Linked DNA regions of Homo sapiens: region 2 is linked to region 1. The links are chromatin loops, found by intact Hi-C in ENCODE. Cell type or tissue: Calu3. All regions are shown on one strand.

The links. Hi-C counts contacts between places; a loop is a spot of excess contacts. Peaks named below come from ENCODE experiments on the same cell type or tissue, not always from the same donor. Only the 100,000 strongest peaks of a DNase experiment are listed, where the experiment ranks them.
Region 2: a loop joins it to region 1, with 5 times the contacts of the local background. A loop is called at or near these places in 15 of 110 quality-filtered maps.

The regions. Positions count from the first base shown.
Region 1 is chr2:102,699,358-102,707,357 of GRCh38, forward strand. It overlaps SLC9A2 (solute carrier family 9 member A2), which reads left to right. Exons shown (of 12, transcript NM_003048.6): 8 at 1,713-1,874; 9 at 3,049-3,145; 10 at 5,187-5,318; 11 at 6,489-6,579. It overlaps LOC124905954 (a long non-coding RNA gene), which reads right to left. Exons shown (of 3, transcript XR_007087163.1): 2 at 4,834-4,952; 3 at 3,139-3,370. Among named protein-coding and RNA genes, the nearest start is that of SLC67A2, 34 kb to the right of the region's middle. In Calu3, no CTCF peak of the experiment used is centred here; a DNase peak (open chromatin) is centred at 4,594.
Region 2 is chr2:102,616,806-102,624,805 of GRCh38, forward strand. SLC9A2 (solute carrier family 9 member A2) reads left to right here and starts at 2,748. Exons shown (of 12, transcript NM_003048.6): 1 at 2,748-3,332. The coding sequence starts at 3,044. RefSeq lists a silencer at 2,356-2,465. In Calu3, no CTCF peak of the experiment used is centred here; DNase peaks (open chromatin) are centred at 2,376, 2,926, 3,096 and 3,816.

The DNA of each region.
Region 1 (8,000 bases):
ACAGTACCAAGAGGGCCAGATCCAGATTGTGTAGGAAGTCACAGACCATTGTACTTGTACCCAAGGAAGATGCAGGACAGTTACATCATTAGACATATTTTTAACGGGAGCACTTGGGCTTCTGTAGGAATGCAATGGTGGAAGCAGGAATGCCAATTTGGTGCTCACTACAAGAATCCGAGAGAGAATGATGTCTTGGACCTGGGTGATAGCATTAGATGAGGTGGGAGATGGCTGGATTTTGTATGTATTTTGATGTGGAACCAACAGAAATTGCTGATGGCGCAAAGATTTGGAGTACTAGTCTGCTAGGGCTGCCATAACCAAAGTACCACAGATTGAGTGGCTCAACAGAAATGAATTGTCTCATAATCCTGGGGGCTAGAAGTCAGACAGCAAGGTGTCAGCAGGGCTCATTTCTTCTGAGGGCCACGAGGGAAGGTTCTGTTCTACGCCCCTCTGCTTGGCTTGTAGATGGCTGTCTTCTCCCTGCCTCTTCACATCATCTTCCCTCTCTCTGTATGTTTTGGAATCCAAACCTCTTCTTTTTATAAGTACACCAGTCATTTTGGATTTGGGCCCATTTTGATGGCCTCAACTTAATCACTTCTGTAAACACTAGATCTTCAAATGTGGTCATAGTCTGAGCTACTGGGGATTAGACTTTAACATATGAATTTTTGGCGGGACACAATTCAGCCCATAACATAGAACATGAGAAAAGTAGAAGAATCCAGGATGACACCAGGATTTTTGACCTGGTGGAGTCATCGTTTGCTGAGATGGGAGGACTCTGGCAGAATATCAGTTCAGTTTGAATATGTTAAATTTGGGATGCCCCATAGATATCCAACTGCAGATGTTGAGTAAGTAGCCAAAAGCTCATATCTGGGGTTTGGCCGAGAGGTTGGAGCTGGAGATACAAATCTGGGGGTCATTGGCATAGAGATGCTATTAAAAGCTAGGAGACTGGGCAAGATGGTGACGGGAGTGAGTGGCGGTATGAAAGAGGATTAAGAACCGAGGCCCAGAGCACTCCTACATTAACAGGTCAAAAGAAGAAAACAAAACTGAGAGGGAGGGTGAGAAGGAGGTTGGGGTACCCCAGGGTGGTGTCCTGGAAGCCAAATGAAGACAATAGTTTACACAAGTGAGGGCAGGAAAGATGAGGATTCATAATTGCCCACTGCAGTTATATCATGAGGTTCACAGACCACTTTGATAAGAGTAGCTTTAATGGAGTATTGAGGCAATGTGAATGTTCAAGAGAGAATCAGAGGAGAGGAATTGGGGAAAACAAACAGTGATAACGTTTCTGAGCAATTTCGCTAAAAGCAGAAGTAGAGAAATGGTAAAGACAGAAACATGTATTTTAATCTGTAATTAATGAATACTAGATTTATGTGCATCAGGGTCATATACAAAAATGTAGCAGTATGTGTCATATATACATATATGTGTATGTGTATGTATATATACATATGTATACATACACATACATATACATACGCATACACATATATACATATATACACATACACATATACATATATACAGGTAGGCACATACTAAATATATAAAATGACCAGATTAGCTAAATGCTGCTACTAAGTATTTTCCTGGGAATGGCAGAAATGACTTCATTGGTAAAAACAACAACTATTTTCTTAGTCAATCCAGTATTAATTTATTGAAAGTTTCTTTATTTACAGGTTTAAGAAGTTTGATGATAAATATCTGCGGAAGCTTTTGATTCGGGAAAACCAACCAAAGTCAAGTATTGTATCTTTATATAAAAAGCTTGAAATAAAACATGCCATTGAGATGGCAGAGACTGGGATGATAAGTACTGTCCCTACATTTGCATCTCTAAAGTAAGTATGGTCTTGCAAATAAAAGTTAGTATTGTTAAATAGGCATTGATAGTATTTTGAAACTGGTAATAATAATTTTAAAAAAATTATTATTAATTGATCCGCCCCCCTCGGCCTCCCAGAGTGCTGGGATTACAGGCATGAGCCACTGTGCCCAGCTGCAAATACTGAATCATTTTTCTATGGGGACATAAAGGTTAGGTTCCTTTGAGCCTGTGGTCACAAAATTTTCATCAGCCAATCAATATGTAACCTATTTTATGTATGTTTATGTTTACAGACACCTTATTTAATATATATTGCTAATTCATTAACATTGAATTGATGGTCAAGAACACTATAAATTCATGTATGATCAAGCTTAGTTAACAAATTTTCTCCATAAGGCACATCACAGGGTTCTTGTGCTTGGGAACTCTAGACAGCACTTCAGCAATGCCTGGGGGCCATTTAAAGCAGCAGAACCACCAATAAATAACATAAAAATATTAAAAAATCATGTCACTAAATAGACTGTGAGAAGGACATTATTTATAGTATGAGAGTGGAAACAAGAAAGCAGATGTCTCCTTGTTCAACATCTTCAGGGAAACTGTGTCAAGTGACTCAAATTTTTTGTCACTCTCCATATGTCTGAGAATAACTGCAAAAATACTGAAATTCTGATATTGGGTTTATAAATCAATATTAGCAAGTAGGTGAGGTGAGTTCATGATTATGGAACCCACAAATGAGGATTGACTGGATATACATACATGTTATAAATGGTGTGTTTGCAAATATTTATGATGAGGTTTTTAAAATATGAAAACTTAATGGTAAATTGAAGTCAATTAGGTTTCTGTTGGAGAAAACTATTCTATTTTACTTTATTTATGGAGTGTTAGAAATAATAAAGTGAGGTAGCATTATAAGCCATTGTAGTTTTTCTTCCCTGAAAACATAATGACATGAATAGATTCTGAAAACTTGTGAATTGTTAAACTTGCCATGAATGATTTTGAAACTGAAATAAGAGTCACAGAATTTGGAATTATTTTAAGTTATTGAATAATCCCTAAGTGCTATTTTTACAAATTAAGACTTGTCTTAAATACTTATATCTCTAAGGAAGAAAATCAATGATTCTAATATTTGTTGAAAGGTAAAATATTCTTTTTCTAAACTTTCACAGTGATTGTCGTGAAGAAAAAATAAGGAAGGTCACGTCCAGTGAAACTGATGAAATTCGAGAACTCTTATCAAGAAATCTCTATCAAATCCGTCAGCGAGTAAGAATAATTTATGTAGCAAAATATTTACTTACCTTTGGCTAACAGGATGCCTTCTGGTTTTGTGCTGTAACTGGAGGCTGCATCTTGACACTGGGCTCAGCAGGTCCCATGCTGGGCATCTTCTCTCCTTCTGCTTCTCTCCATCCCTCTTCAGGGTCCTACTATCCTCCTGGACACCATGGCTGAAGCCTTGGGGTCCCCTGGGAGTTCTGCTGCTGTGGGCTTGGATACAAAGAAATACACGTTGACTAATTTTAAAGAAATGAATTGATTGCTGTTTGTTTTAAAGAAATAGTTTTATAGCTTAGACTTTAAAAATGGACCTCACCCTCCTTGTTATTTATAAAGTGCTATAGTTTCTTCTCTTCTGAGCCACTTCTTTCACTTCGTTTCCATTGTTAGCACCTTATTCTAATAATTTGCTAACAACACAGCTACAGAGTAGAGAGTGTCCTCAATTTTCCAAGCCCCATTTCAGTGTGTTGCATGCATTAACTCATTTAATCCTCCAGTGAGTGGTAGGTGTTACTGTTGTCGCCATTTCACAGATAAAGAAATTGAGGCACAGGGAGGTGAAGTGGCACACGGGCCACACAGCTTGTCAGGAGTCCTCCTTGCTCATGTGGGGGCTGTTTCAGCAGCTTCTTAGCTGGTGTCCCCATAAGGTGTCCCCATTTCATCCACGTGACTCTTACCTGACCCTTTTTCCTACAGTACCTTTTAATTTAAAATGAAACAAAACATTAGTTGTGGCTCCCAAGCTAAACTATTCGTTGAAAATTTGGACTCTATTTCCAAGTTCCACTTTATCCAACCATATTTCCACATCTGCCTCACCCATCTGCTCCCTGAAACACCCAGGGAGTGAGAGGTTCTGTTTTCGTTCTTTGGCCCAGGTAGCTTTCTCGCTGTCCCCTGGGAGCATCTCACACCTTCCTGTCAGCTGGTCAAAAGCCTCCAGTTTTTAAGGCTCCCCCAACAGCCACCATATTATTCCCATCCTTGTGGTTAAATGGAATAGCACTTGGAGCTTATACTGTACCATGTAGATACAGCACTTATTTCCATGATTTTGCATAATTTTGTTAGCCTTAGATGCTCAGTGAGATGGTAAACTGCTCAAGGCAGGAATGAAGCCTTGTTCTGTGTTATGTTTGCATCTCTCAATAGAACCTAATATATTTCTGGACACAGGGATATTCCCAAGAAGTACATGTTTATTCTATCAGAAATGAATTTAATTATTATTTATGATTTAGGAAACACATTTCTATATAGCCTATAAAACTAAAAGTGGATTCCATGTACAGCCCTAGTTTAGAAATTTTACTTTTCAAACACTGGGATGTAATCATTGTGGGGAGTGTCACCAGCTCTCTTCATGTAACAACCCAGTTGAAAAAAGGGAATGTGCTGAAGTTAATCAGAAGGGCATGGCACCACCAAGTGGCTCAAAGTGGTTTGTTTTTAATGTCAGTAATTCCTATTCAAAACAGACTGTAGGATGGTGGCTTGTATTTTATTTCCAGATATTCATGATGGCTAAATACCTACAAGAGGCTTCAAGGTAGACATGGCACTTGATGAAATCAATCATTGTTCTCATTTATGAAAATCACACTTTTCAATGAAAAACAAACCTTATGATCTGACTTTTATTAAAGGATGAACTATGTGGCACATACCTGTAATAACAACTTGGAAGGCTGAGGTGGGAAAGTTGCTTGAGCCCAGGAGTTGGAGGCTGCAGTGAGTTATGAGTGCCACTGCATTCCAGCCTGAGTGACAGATCAAGACCCCAACTCTAAAAAAAAGAAAAATAAAAAAACACAAAATGAAAAGAAAATATAAATTCTTTGAAGATCTGAAGACTGTTAACTTTTATACTGTTAATTTAATTTTTTGCTCTGCACAGAAGTTATAAGTGCTTAGCTGAGGTGCAGATCCAAAGAAATGTGGTAAAGTCTTGGAATTTCTGGGGGAAATGATCAGGTTTTTGTTTTTGTTTTTTAATGTCCTCTATATGTTTTCATTCCAGACTTTATCCTACAACAGACACAGTCTGACAGCCGACACAAGTGAGAGACAAGCCAAGGAGATTCTGATTCGCCGGCGACACAGTTTGCGAGAAAGCATTAGGAAGGACAGCAGCTTGAATCGAGAACACAGGGTAACTGAGTGTGCGCCTCTAGGAGACTTCCAGGGGTGGAGCCGACAGCTATTCCATTGATCAGCTGATGGTATCATCAGCTCTGCAGATCAAGTGGCTGTTGACAGTTCTCTGAGGAGCTGCAGGAAGGCTGGGGTGGCCGGGGGAAGTGAGTGTTCACAGGTATTGTGGCCAGCATTGCCACTAGTTCAAGGAACTGTCAATAGATAAGGAAAGCCATTTAAAAACAATATCGTGGGCCGGTCGTGGTGGCTCATGCCTGTAAATGCCAGCACTTTGGGAAGCCGAAGCCGAGGCAGGTGGATTGCCTGAGCTCAGGAGTTCGAGACCAGCCTGGGCAACACGGTGAAACCCCATCTCTACTAAAATACAAAAAAAAAATTAGCTGAATATGGTGGCGTGCGCTTGTAATCCCAGCTTCTTGGGAGACTGAGACAGAAGAATCGCTTGAACCTGGGAGGTGGAGATTGCAGTGAGCCGAGATTGGGCCACTGCACTCCAGCCTGGATGACAGAGCGAGACTCCTTCTCAATAATAACAATAATAATAATATTGTGATATATTGGTTTCACATAGCAAGAATTGAGGCTTATTTTTAATAATATCCTATATTGGGTTGTCAGAAATCAAAATGGTTATATGTGAACAAGGAGTTATTTTATGTGTAAAATGTAGCAGTGTTAATTAAAAGTTAATTTAAAACACTAGCGACTGCGGTATTTGAAATGCCAGTAAATTAGCTGTAGTAATACTTTTTGTTCTATTAATATCATTTTTAAGATATATTAAAGTGAAAAAAAAAACACCTTACATATATATATTGTAAACATATCTTCTTCCCCATACATGTAGGTTCTAAGTCTTTCTGGCAGTACTTTTATACATAGATGTTTCAGTAGCTTTTCTTTGAGAAGACCCAGTGGTTTTCATATTTGTTTCTAATTTATTTCCCACTTATTCCTATTTCCCTTTGTAGAGATCTCCATTCCATTCTGGAAGGGATTTAATTATTTCAAGTTATAATAGTTATAGCCCCTCACAAAGTAATTTTGGAATCAGAAATTAAAATTCTGATTTTTAACATGAAGTTTTGCTATACAATTTTTAATCTTTAATATACAATAAGTGCCATTTGTATAGTTTAAGTAAGATTTTATATTTCTTTTACAGGCTTCCACTTCAACCTCCCGATATTTATCCTTACCTAAAAATACGAAGCTTCCAGAAAAGCTACAAAAGAGGAGGACTATTTCTATTGCAGGTAGTGAATATAGTTGGAGCAGAAAAATTTTAAATTTATTTGCCAATGTTTATAAACTAGACAAATTTTCCTATTATTTTTCTTCATTAAGAATGAGTTCCGGCCGGGCGCGGTGGCTCACGCCTGTAATCCCAGCACTTTGGGAGGCCGAGGCGGGTGGATCACGAGGTCAGGAGATCGAGACCATCCTGGCTAACAAGGTGAAACCCCGTCTCTACTGAAAATACAAAAAATTAGCCGGGCGCGGTGGCGGGCGCCTGTAGTCCCAGCTACTCGGGAGGCTGAGGCAGGAGAATGGCGTGAACCCAGGAAGCGGAGCTTGCAGTGAGCCGAGATTGCGCCATTGCAGTCCGCAGTCCGGCCTGGGCAACAGAGCGAGACTCCGTCTCAAAAAAAAAAAAAAAAAAAAAAGAAAAAAAAAAAAAGAATGAGTTCCAATGAGAACACTTGGACACAGGAAGGGGAACATCACACGCCAGGGCCTGTTGTGGGGTCGGGGGAGTGGGGAGGGATAGCATTAGGAGATATACCTAATGTAAATGGCGAGTTCATGGGTGCAGCACACCAACATGGCACATGTATACATATGTAACAAACCTGCACATTGTGCACATGTACCCTAAAACTTAAAGTATAATAATAATTTAAAAAAAAGAATGAGTTCAAGAGTTTGCAAATCTAAAATAATAACTGGGTGAATTTTAATTCGCATTGCAACCTTTTGGAATGGCATTCTGTGCAGATTCTAAAGAATCCAATCAGTTATTTTCCAGCAAATATTGTCATCATGGGGCCCAAGGGCAGGTAAACAAAAAGTTGTAAGTCTGCAAATGTTTAAGTAATTAAATTTTTACAGTAATTCTAATATATTTTCATGAAAGCAGCCATATATTTATTCTGGCTATAACTATAAAGCTTTGTTATAATGTCTAATATCTTTTTAATGTGATGGTTATCTTTATGTAGACACCGAAGCCATTGTCTGTGAACCCCAGAAGAACTATATTAGGATTTCATGTTATTAAAATGTGGGATGTCTAAGGGAATTAATGCAGAAATAGAAAACCAAATACCATATATTTTCACTTACAAGTGTGAGCTAAACATTAGATACACAGGACACAAAGGCGGGAAAAATAAACACTAGGGATTTCAAAAGAGGGGAGATAGGGAGCTGGGCAAGGGGCAAGGGTTGAAAAATTACCCATTGGTACTATGCTCACTACTTGGGTGATGGGATTATTACAAGCCCAAACATTAGCACCATGCAATATACCCATGTAACAAATCTGCACATGTACCCCTAGAATCTAAAATAAAATTTTCTTTAAATGTGGGATGGAAAAATCATTACCCCTCTTTTTTTATTTTTTTTTTTTTGCTTGTTTATTTAATTAACTGAGAAGAGGGAAACCTAAATG
Region 2 (8,000 bases), 83 kb before region 1:
ACTAGGAGAATTCATGTCCATCCTGCAACTGGCCTAACTGTGAGAAAGCCCTGCAGCTCAGATCCGTAGTGTGTGAGAGTTGTTGATTTCACCGTCAATTCATACATTTATTCGTCCAACACATATTTAGCGGGTACTCACTGTCTCCGGGCAATATGCTAGGAGCTAAAGATAAAAGAATGAGTTAAACAGACCAATACCTTCACAGAGATGTTCAGTGGGAGAAAAGCAAAATGATTAAGTGCTGAAAAGTTATGGGAGATCAAAGGGCATAAAAGAAGACCCCCCAATTAGTCCAGAAATTCAGCTACCAGGTGAGACGTCCAAAGGTCGCTAAGAAACCACTAAAGGATTTTAAATGTGTACACACGTTTCGCTTCTTGCTTCAGTCATCCCATGGGTGGTGTTATCACTTTCACGGCTGAGCTCCTAGTCAGAGGGCACTTTGAAGAAATAGCCAGGCCAAGTCGCTCTCAGCATAGGGGCATAATTTAACTCTTTTTAAATTTGCTTTAAGGGAAAGATGAAAAGAATGTCTTTTTAGACTAATTTCTTCGCCTCCCATTTACAAGAATAAATAAAACGACTTTTTTTTCAAATGTAAAAAAAAGTGGATAGCCTTTAACTGCAGTAGCATAGATGTATAAAGTTGAAGTGATACCACATAAGGTTTACAGGCAGTGAGGGCCCGGAAACAGATTTGTCATTCATTTTCTTGTTCATGATACACAATTATTCTTAAAAGTGTTGTGTGACAAACTCCTAGAAAGTATTGTCTAAATGTGCCCTCTCCCTATTACTATGTCACTAAGTTTGTAGAACTGCCTGATTCACTTACCAAAACTTTATCCTGCTGTAACTTTTTTGAACAATCCCTGTAATATTCTCCACTGCTTATTTTAAAGTAGCTGAGAATATAGCGTGCTGTTTATGGGCAACTAGTCATGGGGTAGAGGGTGAGATGATACCAGTGTTAGCCTGGGCAGGCCTGGGTGTGAATTCCATCCAGACACTTACTTAATATGTAAACTTGATTAAGTCTATTTGTTTATTTTTACACATTTCTACACTATATTTCTTCACTTATAAAATGGGTAAAAAATATCTGCCTCTTTGGATTTTTACGATTGACAAAAAAATGCAAGTAAAGTGCCTTGTATTGAGCTTCCCATGTAGAGACAGATACTCAAAAAATTTAAAAATCTCTTATTTGCTGCCTTTTCACAGGGGTATGTTAGGCACATACCTTTAATAAACGTTTCCAGTGAAAGGAGAAGGGGAGGCTGAGTTTTGGATGCCCAATGATTCTTCTCAAGATAATATCTTTAGTTTCAATTCTGTAGCGCTTTTGAAAAACTGATGCTTTGTGAAATATCAAATGAAGTAGTGCTCTGTAACATCTCCCAGAATTCTTCTCTCTTTTTAGCCTGGACTTGTCCCTCCATTACTTTGAAGACCCAAAGAGGACTGTTCCTTATTTTCTTCTATGCAGGTGGAGGATTTTTTTTTCTTGTACCCTCTGCTGACATCTCACTGATTTTCTATGTTAGAACTTTGAAAGAAAAAAAAAAAAAAAACGGCTTTGAAGGTCGAACTGCCTGGTGTTTGTTTAATAGTAGAAGCCACGTGTTTTGACACATCAAAGATTAAGAAAAGAGAAGGATTTTATTTCATAAATATCAAAGGGAAAACTTTCAGTTAATTGAATGGCAACTAGTCCCCTTTGTGCTCATTTCGGTTTCTGGCGATAAAGATGCTCAAACAGTGAGATCGCAACCAGTGAAGGAGGCGCTCTGAAGGACAGGAAAGGTTGGCTCTGCATGAGAAAGCCCTTTTAGATCCAGAAGAAGAATCACGCTTCCTTTCTTTTCCTGACCACAGCCTGTCCTGTAATTAGCGGAGCAAGTCAATCTGAGCGAGGCAAATCACTGGTTTTCCATGAAATAATTATATTTCTTATGCTCTTGGACATGTACACCTCTAAGCCTAAAAGCGGAGAAAGATGTTTTGGTTTTTTTTACGTGAGCTGGGGGAGGGAGAAGAAAAGTGGCAGCGACAGTGTAGCAAATGGGTGAAAGCAGCACAATGTGGCAAGAGGAGAGAACAGGATTCCGATTCCGTGGGGGCGTGGGAACACTGAGTTCCGCGCAGGGAGTTTCCCTGTTCAGAGCACCTTGTGCGCGAGTTGATAACTCTCGGAAAGGAAACAAAATTTGGCTTTCCTAAACTTTCTGTACGTCCAGAGAATCCCATGCCTTGTCTTGGCCTCCGCAGCGCCAGGCTGGGGTGACAGCACTCCTCCTCCACCGGCCCGGGCTTCTCCTCCGGACCGCGAGCCTGTGGCGCCTCCCCGCGCGCCCAGCGCACCGGGGTGTCCCCTTGGAGGAGCCTGCGGGGGCGGGGGAGGAGGGAAGGGCGCGACTCGTGGGTCGCGCTGGTTCCTTCACTGGATGGACGTCCGACGCTGCCTCCGGGGCGGAGACAGCTCCGGCCACCATGCGCCCGTTGCGGCGATTCCACCCACAGTTCGCTGGCTCTGGGGGTGGCGGGTCTTGGCGCGCGGTGCCTGCGCGAAGGGAGGGCAGCCATCGCCCCCGCGGTCACTGGGGCCCCGCGTTCCCCGCGGGCTCGGGCAGGTGCGCGGTGTGCCGGCCAGGTCCCCTTGTCCTCCTGCCCTGCGGCTTGGGCGCCGCGCCCGCCCCGCCCCCGCCCGCGGGCCGCCCTGGGCAGGGCCTGCCGCTGCGGCTGGAGAGCAGCGCACCGGCATGGGCAGGCGGCCGGCGGCGGAGGGCGGCTGAGGGCTGCTGAGGGTACGCGCAGCGGCCTCTCGTCGCCCTGCACGTGCCTCGCCAGGCAGTGCGCCTGCTCGCAGCGAGGACCTAGCCCTCTGGTTGCAGAGACCCGGTGCCGCAGCAGCGGCGGGTGGCTGTCGCTGCCCTGCCCTGCACGGGGCAGGGCGGAGCGGGCTGAGCAGCCCGGGCGCGATGCGTTGAGCGCTCGGAGGGCCAACCGCCGGTCCCCTTGGCGGCAACCGGCGGCACCCATGGAACCACTGGGCAACTGGAGGAGCCTGCGGGCGCCACTGCCTCCGATGCTGTTGCTGCTGCTCCTGCAGGTGGCGGGGCCCGTGGGCGCCCTGGCGGAGACCTTGCTGAACGCGCCGAGGGCCATGGGCACCAGTTCCAGCCCGCCTAGCCCTGCGAGCGTGGTGGCTCCCGGAACGACGCTGTTCGAGGAGAGCCGGCTGCCTGTGTTTACGCTGGATTACCCCCACGTGCAGATCCCCTTCGAGATCACCCTTTGGATCCTGCTGGCCTCCCTGGCCAAGATTGGTGAGCGAACTGGACTTGTGGGGAATGGGAGGGGGCGATCTCGGGGGGACACCTGGAGGGTGACCGGGTCAGCCAGCTGACCTCTAGATAGTGACCGCCTCATCTTGAATCAGGGCAGGGACGACAGATGGAGCAGCTTCTTCTGGTTGAAAAGGACCCTTGGAAGAGCAGTTTCGCGTTTTGGTTCTTAAGGGAACATTGGCCTTGAAATGGCCCCAAGTGTAAGTTCTACAAACTCAGCGATTGCTGCTTACTTCTGCCGCACGGAACGCCAAGTTTGTCAGCTCTCTGCTTAAGTTGAGTGAGATCTGTTTATTGAAGTGTACCAGTCTCACCTGCAGGGAGAGAGGTGCCGACGAACCCCGGAGCTATGCATAATGTGGTTAAAACCCTGGATGCTACAGGAGAGAGGCGCCTTGGCAGTGACACAGACCCTGCTGTGCGCCTGACTAATGAGGTGCATGGAAGGGGACCAGGGACACCTGAGTGCTTGCAGCTGCAATAGGAACGCCCTTTCTCCTCCCTCTATTGGGTTGAGGCTGTCACTCTCCAGGAAGCTTTTGCTTCGGGGTGGCTGAGGCCAGTGAGGTGAGATGCATATTTAAAAATAATTAACTCTGGGCCCAGGACAATGGCCCAGCCTGTAATCCCAGCACACTGGGAGGCCCAGACGTGAGGATCCCTTGAGGCCAGGAGTTCAAGATCATCATGGGCAACATAGCAAGACCAAACAGTACAAAAATAAAAAATTGGCCGGGCGAGGTGATTCACGCCTGTAATCCCAGCACTTTGGGAGGCTGAGGCAAGGTGGATCACGAGGATCACTGATCAACATGGTGAAACCTCGTCTCTACTAAAAATACAAAAAAATTAGCCGGGCGTGGTGGTGGGCGCCTGTAATCCCAGCTACTCGGGAGGCTGAGGGAGGGAATTGCTTGAACCCAGGAGGCGGAGGTTGCATTGAACCGAGATTGCCACTGCACTCCAGCCTGGGCAACAAAGCAAGACTCTGTCTCAAAAATTAATCAATCAATTAATTAATTAATTAGGTAGCCTGGTGTTGTGGTGCACATATGTATTCCCAGTTACTTGGAGGCTGAGGCGGGAGCCTGAGGGAGGAGGATCGCTTAAACTCAGGAGGTTGCGGTTGCAGTGAGCCATGAATGGCACCACTGCACTCCAGCCTGGGCCACAGAGAGATACCTTGTCTCAGGGAAAAAAAAAAAAAAAAAAAAATTACCCACTTTCATACTACCTTTAACTCTCATTTTGAAAGCAGAAACCTCAGAATATATTTTCTCATCTTCATTACCCACGCCCCAGAAACTTTCATGTTATGAGCATGGTGCTTTATATTATTTTTACTTTATATTTTAAAGACTTTAGAAAAATCCTGAAATATTAACTATTGTTATAATGATTCGATTAAGTTGTTAGGTCCAAAGAATGTATGCATTACATGTGTTTTACGTCTTTACCCTGTGAGATGAGGCAGATTTCCATAAAGAATGAAAAGACGCATTGTCTGCCATCCTCAGGGAGCTTACTGATGAGTGGAGAGACGTGTACACGCTGTGTGATTATTGCCCAGGACAGTGCTGAGTAGGGTGACAAACTCAGAAAAGATAGTATGCCATTGCAGGGAAGCAGAGAACACTTCCTCATGCAGAGCAAACATTTAAACTGGATTTTCCAGGATGACCAGGATCTGGTCAGTTAGAGAGAAAAGGGAGCAACATTCCAGAGAGGACTGAACAAAGACATAAATTGGGAGAGGAGTGCAAAGCAGGTAGAAGGGATGGTTTACAGGAGGGTGGAAGTTGTGGTAGGTAAACCGGAAGCAAATCTTCATGCCAGATAAGATTAATTAGAGTCTATTAGTGGTGACTAAGAGAGACACATATTATTTAACAACTCTGAAGTCTGTAATTGACTGGCTTTGACGTGGTGCTACTAGTTGAGTGTCTTAATTCCACTGAGAGATGGTATAAGGGAGATGGGCTTCCCCACCTATAAACCAGATACACACATGTTTGTAAATTGCCTCTAATAATAAACTCAGATGCCACAAGCCTGCCCTGTAGGGAGTGGCGGTATTAATACTCCCACTAGTTGAGGTGGAAACTCTGAGTGAATTTGCACCCAGAAGCACACAAAGTGGCGAGCCAAAATGAATGACCTGTTCCCTGTCACTCTCTCTGAGCCTCAAGGCTCCATCGCTGGAGGGCTGCTTCTGTGCCTGTTTCCATTACTGCTTCTCTGTTGCCATTTCTATTCCAACTATCTCCTTTGTTCATCATTCCTGATTGTTTTAATCAGATTAGTTACAATAATAACAGCCTCTAGGAGGCACTTAAGGGCATTATCTCTAATTTTTACAGTCACCATGCCGGGTAGGTGTTGTTTTCCTGGTTTCATATAGGAGAAAATGAAAAAATGGGGAGATTAACTTGGTGGTGGGTGGTGAGCCAGAATTCCAGCCAGGTCTGTCTCATTTCTCATCTTTGTGCGTTTCCAGAAGGCTTGTTCTTTTGGGAGGATTAAATGAGAATGAATGTGTAACATCTTTAGAATAAAGCTGGGCACACTGTAAGCACTCCATCACTCCATCCATACTATCATCATTAGTAGCAGTGAGGACAGTGGTATAGTCAAAGTAGTAGTAGTTAACTGTACAGTTTCTAGCACTACAGAACCTTTTCCACTGTTGACTGTCCTGGGCTGCCACCTGTCTCTCTTTACTTCCGCTTTGGCCTCAGCCTTCTACAAGTGTTCTTATTCTGTGGGCTGCCTTCCCGCACTTACTCTCTTGCTGTCCTGTTCCATTCATTTTATTGGACCATCTCACTTTCATTATGTGGTATTTTGTTAAAGGCATTCATGCTTGCTTGCATAACAGGTGTATTTGTCTCTCCACTAGCATCTTTTTAGCCCAGATATGTTTATATTTCCTGGGCCCCCTCTGTTCTAGTTGCCAGTTTCGGCTTTCCCCTGCATTGTGCTTGGCTATGGAAATCATCACATATTGCACCTCCTGTCCTCCCCCAAATTTGGAACGTCTCTGGCTACTACTTTACCTTTCCTTTCTGCATCTGAGTGTCACAGAGATGATAATTTCCATGCAGAGAGTGGTCTGAACAGCCAAATGGAGACTGCCATGGGTAGAGTGAAGGGTATATTTCTCAGGACAGAAAGTGGAGTTTTAGAGTCCAAAATGCTGGTGCCTGGGGTATTTTCTCCAGATTCGTCTGCATAGAGCCCAGCCTCGTCCTGCAGCTTCCCCTGTGTTCCTAGAGGAGCCAGGAAATGCCCAGAAATCCCCACCCCTCCTCTTGCTCCCAGGGTTCTGAACTTTCTGTTTGGTTTTAAGCAGGACCGTCCTGGTGCTGTGGGACACTTTCGTACCCCATTAAACAGTCATCTAGTCATTTCTCTTTCAACTTTTGTTCTGAAAAAGCTGTTTTGTGGTGGCTTATATGACTTAAGTTGCTCATATTTGGGAATGAAGAGGAATTGAGCTGTGCAGGTGGATATGATACTGTGGGGTAATGCAAATGCTAACCCCTGCAAAATGCCATGGTTTCTATTTGGGGCACTTTTGTGCCATTTGTGTAGTGTACCTGACCTTACCTGCCTCAGAGAACATGGAGAAACATTGCTAGTGATTAATCTAAACGTGGTTAAATTAACAGGCTGTCCAAAGTGGAGGATCCGAATAACATTTGTAGGGGGTTTAAATAATGCCTGATGGTGAATTCAGAATAGTTTTCTAATATAATATATATTACATTATATATTATCAGCTAATATAATCTTAGAAATATTACAATCAGAAGTGAGAAAATCCATTTTTGGCAAAGCATTGAATGATTCAGCTTAGCTCTTAATTGTTACACTTGATTATCAGGGAAAATCAACATCCTAATTACTTGGTCCAGAAAAAGTAGTTTTGTAATTATAACATTTACCAAAACAATGATGATAATGATGGTGATGATGGTAAAGATGATGATGAGTATGTGCTTATGAAGTAGGTCAAAATATTTTTTTAAAGCACAGCAAATTTAGTACACCTCGGAAAAGCTTTAAAAGTTTTGGCAAGAAATGTTTCCTCATTTGTTTCTTACTTAGGTCCTTGCACATGTGAATTCACATTATTCTTTCACTTTGAATATTTATATTTTGAGCAACCGTTGATTATTTTTATAGTTATAAGTACACACTTTGCTTGATAAATCTTGTATAGAGAGATGGGGTTCTACGACCTGGAATAATGGGTAGCCAAAGAATTGAGATAAAATTTTCTGATGTGTTTTAAGATTGCCTCCTCTGATTTCTTTGCCTGTGAAGTGGCCTACTGGGGTTTTTGCTAATTTGGGTGAACTTGGACATGGACTGTATTTCTTCTCAAGGTTTAAGGACAAAACACTGAGTACCTTGCTGTGTAAAGTAACAGAGCCTCCTTCTTTGTCCTGGGGTTCCCCTAACATACCTTCCCATATCTTGAGGTCTTGTGAGGCTGGCCTATTTCCATCTCCTTTCAAGTGTCACTGGTCACTCTGCTCTTTTGATTTTCTCTGCCCCTAAGTTGGAGTAAGATGCAGAATTTTCCACCTCCCTCCATCCTGCTGTCATGAAATTAAATAAATTATATTCTTATAATTTTAA